Regions from separate parts of the Homo sapiens genome. Here region 1 is linked to region 2. Evidence: read pairs that join two places in POLR2A ChIA-PET (ENCODE). Cell type or tissue: K562. All regions are shown on one strand. Region 1 overlaps KCNJ14 (potassium inwardly rectifying channel subfamily J member 14). Region 2 overlaps GRIN2D (glutamate ionotropic receptor NMDA type subunit 2D).

What was found. ChIA-PET counts read pairs that join two places held together with the same protein. Peaks named below come from ENCODE experiments on the same cell type or tissue, not always from the same donor. Only the 100,000 strongest peaks of a DNase experiment are listed, where the experiment ranks them.
Region 1: POLR2A ChIA-PET joins it to region 2 with 5 read pairs; 8 of 35 experiments call an interaction of 5 or more read pairs at or near these places.

The regions. Positions count from the first base shown.
Region 1 is chr19:48,463,580-48,466,079 of GRCh38, reverse strand. It overlaps KCNJ14 (potassium inwardly rectifying channel subfamily J member 14), which reads right to left. Exons shown (of 3, transcript NM_013348.4): 3 at 1-1,899. The coding sequence ends at 1,303. LOC105372430 (a long non-coding RNA gene) reads left to right here. Exons shown (of 3, transcript NR_186576.1): 3 at 142-669. Among named protein-coding and RNA genes, the nearest start is that of CYTH2, 4.5 kb to the left of the region's middle. In K562, no CTCF peak of the experiment used is centred here; no DNase peak of the experiment used is centred here.
Region 2 is chr19:48,414,582-48,417,081 of GRCh38, reverse strand. GRIN2D (glutamate ionotropic receptor NMDA type subunit 2D) reads right to left here. Exons shown (of 14, transcript NM_000836.4): 6 at 2,498-2,500; 7 at 2,050-2,218; 8 at 927-1,080. Among named protein-coding and RNA genes, the nearest start is that of GRIN2D, 22 kb to the right of the region's middle. RefSeq lists enhancers at 2,128-2,267, 1,973-2,500. In K562, no CTCF peak of the experiment used is centred here; a DNase peak (open chromatin) is centred at 1,491.

The DNA of each region.
Region 1 (2,500 bases), 49 kb before region 2:
AAAAGAAAAAGAAATAGACACACATCACTAGGTGTAGGGTTCCAGAGCATTCTAGACTCACCAGCCCTGGGCCTCCCCCTTCCCTTGTCCACTAATTAGCCCTGTGCCCTACAGGGTCTCACCTTCACCTTCACCTTCCAGGTCAGGCCAGAAATGTTGCTTCTGAAGTCCTGAGTCCACCTCCTAGCACTGCCAAGCAGTCCACCTGGAGGTGATGAGAACTTCCAGGCTTTGGTAATGGACAACTCTGTATCCCTGGAGCCTTCATTCCTTTTGGCATTACAGAACCACAAGAAGTCATCTAGAATCATTGAGATTCTCAACTCCATTGGGCAAACTGGAACCAGCAAAATCTCAGATATCTAGAATTGCCACTGCTTCCTTGACTCTGTGATCAGTCTACAGCCACAGAATCCTGATTCCCTTTGGACATTCTAGAATGGCACTTTAAAAAAAAACAACCCACCCAGTGGATCCTTTCAAAGCACTGCTTATTCTCTTGGCTGGGTGCTCTACAGCCAGAAGTTGGAGTTATCTAATATCAAGAACTCTTAATCTGTCACTTCAGTCTTTCTAAACCCACAGACTAACAATGTTTTGTGCATTCTAGAAACATTACTCTTTAGTTTCTGGAGTAGTTCAACTCTCCACGTAAAATCTGTCCTAGACTCACCAGTGCTTGCCTCTGTGGTCAACCTAGACTCACAGAATCTCAACTAATGAGCTTTCTGGAACCACAGGTCTTTTTTTTTTTTTTGGTCTTTGGTCAATCAAGATGATCTTGAATACTTGGGGCATTCCATAACCTTCCCTCCTTAGGTGGTCTAGAACAAATGATTTGCTACTCAGTTGGCTGAGTTGAGAAGCAACACTCCCTTGAATCTTAGGTGAATCCAGACCTACAAACTCTTGATATCTGATGCTGTTCAAGAACTGCCAACTTGCTTCCCCAGAGGCAGTCTATACCATTGGCTTCTCACCCTGGTCAACAATCCAGGTCTCCCCATATAGAGGAATCTAGAACTGCCAGTCTTTTCCTCTTGGGTGATCCAGAATTCTGGTGAGACTGAGGAATCAGGCTCATAAAGGGTTCTCAGGAGGGAGCACAGAAGCAGAGGAATTAAGGTCCAGTATGTCCATGGTGGGTCACCAGGCATGGCAGAACCTTACCACCTAGTCATTTACCCAGCAGGCCTGTCGGTATTCAGGAACACCTGCCCCCATCCCAGGAGAGAGCCCCATCCCTCCATCTTGCTACCTTGGGGAAGGGGGCATACACGGGGAAGGGGACATCAGTTTGCATCATGGAGGCAGGGTCAGCGCCAGGGTTGGTGTGAGAACTCGGGGGCTAGCAGCCCCATCTTCTGTTTCCACCCCATTCCCTTCCTCAGTCTCATCGTCCTCATCTTCCTCCTGGCAGCAGCTCAGAGCAAGTTCATTCTCATAACAAAATGCAGTCAGAGAGCCGGGGAAACTAGACTTGAGGCTGTGGGAAGCCTGCTCTGCCCGTTCATCCAGCTCCTTAGCACTGCAGACCGGTGTCCCTGGGACCTCATAAGTGCGATGGAAGTGGCGATAGTCGACCTCATACTGGGAGCCACGCTGGAAGAGAACTGGCTCAAAACGATGGCCCCAGAGCAGTTCACCAGGGAGGTAGGACGAGCGACACTGTGTGGTCATGGCTGTGGCCTCAACCATCCCCTCGAGAATGACCACCAGCTCAAAGTCAGCCCTGGCCAGCTCGGCACGTCCTAGCTCATACAGAGGACTGGCAGAGTCGATCTCATGGACGATGGTGATGGGGGACACGAGGAAGATACGATCGGTGCCTCCATCAAAGCCCACATCCACATCCTGGTGGTCCAGCGGGATGTACTCACCCTCTGGGGTCACACGGGGCTGCAGCAGGAGGCGAGGAGCCAAAGACAGCAGGGAGCACAGAGACGGGCAGAGACGAAGTGAGAGAGAGGAAGAGATGCAGAGAAAGAAGGCAAAGACCACAGGAGTGAAGAAAAGGGTGAGAACACAGATCAAGAGATGGGGCCGGCAACCCAGAGAGAGAGGAAGTCAGAGAGGCAGGGGAGGGCACAGAAACCCAGTAAGGGAGCCAGAGACCCAGGAGGGGAGGATGGAGGTCCAGAGAAAACATGGGACATGGGACAGAGACCCAGAGATAAAGAGAGAGGAAAGAGACTCAGGGTTTGGGGGTAGAAAACGGGAAGAGGGGCGTGGTGGGGGAAGAGGAGAGAGGGACAGAGTGATATTGGCATAGAGACACAGAAATCAGCAAGACAGAGATGAAATCAAAGCGACAACGGAAAATAAGGATGACATTCAACAGAGAATTGGAGAAGGAGCGGGAGAGAAAAATGGCTTTTAGTATGTGGCCAGAGAAAGATAAATCAGATGACAAGAAGGGGGAGTTAGGGCAACCTAGGTCCAACATTCTGCACCCACCACTGCCTCAGGCTTATCCCTGGGCTCTCCCCTGAGCTATCCT
Region 2 (2,500 bases):
ATATATCCCCACACCATCTTCTGTAGTTAAAACCCTTGTCCGGGTGCAGTGGCTCACGCCTGTAATTCCAGCATTTTGGGAGGCTGAGGTGGGCAGATCACCTGAGGTCAGGAGTTTGAGATTAGGCTGGCCACCATGGTGAAACCCCGTCTCTACTAAAAATACAAAAATTGGCCAGGCGTGGTGGTGCATGCCTGTGATCCCAGTTACTTGGCAGGCTGAGGCAGGAGAATCGCTTAAACCTGAGAGGCAGGTTGAGGTTGCAGTGAGCCGAGATGGTGCCACTGCATTCCAGCCTGGGCGACAGAGTGAGACTCTGTCTGAAAAAAAAAAAAAGAGAGAGAGAGAGAGAAGTAGAAGCTTATCTTCTGCCTCCTTCACAAGGCTGAGAGATCCTACTGGACAGGGATTTGTGTCTTCCTCATTTGCCACTGTGTTCCCAGTGTGGAGCCCACCACCTGGCACATAGTAGATGCTCAGTAAACACTGATGGTGACTTAAGTGCTTACAAGGTATTGGTACCATGCTAATTTGTTCTCTTCATCTCATACCTAGTACAGGAAAACACTTGGGTTTTGTGGGGCCTGAAGCTTGCACAATTTGGAGGGCTCTCTTTGAGAAAAAATAATTCAACCTTATGAATACAAAACCAGGTGCAGGGCTTGGAAGCTGCAGTGCAAGAGAAGGCTCCTGAGCTCAAGCTTCTTTAGCCTCTTGATGAAATGTCTTCTGGGTAGGGAAATTATTTCTTCCATCTTGTAGATTAGGAAACTGAGGTTCAGAAATGATGTCACTTCACCGAAGTTGCACAGCGGGTTCAAGTACCGATGATACCGGGAACCCAGGTTTTCTGATCCCAGGGCCCACACGGTTGGGGACGGCTACTTTGCCTAGGGCTAGCTCCCTGTCCCAGGGCCCCAGATTACCGAGGAAGGCCGAGGGGGACACCGTGCCATTGCTGCGCGCCACCATGACGCTGATGCCGGTCTCCACGAAGGGGACGGAGAAGTCCACGATCTCGGAGCGCTCCTCGTTGATGGTGAGGGAGCCGATGGCCATGTCTGCGCGCTGGTAGAACACCTGGGGTGGGGGCGATGAGGAGTGGGCGGGGGAACCCGGCTCAAGCGGACAGACTGACACGGACGGCGAGCAGAGACGGGCCCCGGGAGCAGACCAGTGACAGGGTGAGGGAAGGGGCCAAGAGGGATTGCGAGGTGGGTGAGGAGGGGGACGAAGAGTGGGGCAGGGAAGGGCGGAGGTGAGAAATGGGGAACAAGATTGGGAATTGGTAGCCCGCGTCCTACCCGGCTGCTCCCAGCAAGACCTCAAGGCCTTGGTCCAGATCTTCCCAGCCCCACCCTCTTCCCCTAGATTCTCACCCTCCTGGCCCCTCCTCCTCTGTACCAAAGTCCCTCCTCCCAGCCCCGCCCCCTTCCCCTAGGAGTCCCACCCTCCTAGCCCCGCCTCCACTGCCCCAAAGTCCCTCCTCCCAGCCCTGCCCCCTTCCCCTAGGAGTCCCACCCTCCTAGCCCCGCCTCCTCTGCTCCAAAGTCCCTCCTCCAAACCCCGCCCCTGACACCTCCTGACCCCGCCCCCTGTTCCAAGGCATGTCCCTCCCGCGACCCCGCCCCAGGCCCCAATCAGGTGTTTCCTCAATTTGGCCGCGCCCCTGCCCCAGGGTGCCGACCTCTTTTTTTTTATTATTATTTTTTGAGACTGAGTCTCACTCTGTGCCCAGGCTGGAGTGCAGTGGCGCGATCTCCGCTTACTGCAACCTCCGCCTCCCGGGTTCAAGCAATTCTCCTGCCTCAGCCTCCCGAGTAGCTGGGATTACAGGCGCCCGCCACCACGCACGGCTAATTTTTTGCATTTTAGTAGAGACGGGGTTTCACCGTTTTGCCCAAACTGGTCTCGAACCCCTGAGCTCAGGCAATTCGCCCGCCTCGGCTTCCCAAAGTGCTGGGATTACAGGCGTGAGCCACCACGCCCGGCTGTGCCCGCCTCTCGACTCCGCCCCGAAGATTCCCCGCCTCCCGTCCGCCCCCTCACCTCCCCGATCATGCCGTTCCAGACGCCATCGATCTTCTTTCCGTGCTTGCCATTGGTGACCAGGTAGAGGTCGTAGCTGAAGCCGATGGTATGCGCCAGCCGCTTCAGAATGTCGATGCAGAAACCCTTGCAGCAGCGCTTTTCCGGGCGGGGGGCATCCGGTGGAGGGCTGCGGGCAGTGACCAGGCTTGGGGAGTTTGGGGACCCCCTCCTTAGACTCTCTCATGAAGAGAGGATATGGAGGAAGGGATAGGCGGCAGCTAAAACTATGGTTAGCGCTTTCAGGGGAAACTCAGGCTCAAAGAATTCTGAGGTTTGCCTAAGGTCACCAAGCTGGAGGGCTTTGTGGGTCCTGGGTCCCAAGGGAGGAGGGGGCTGGGGGCCCAGACTACTGGGCTTCACGGGAGGCGGGTTTTGGAGCCGGAACTCCTGGATCCCGAGCTGTCACCTG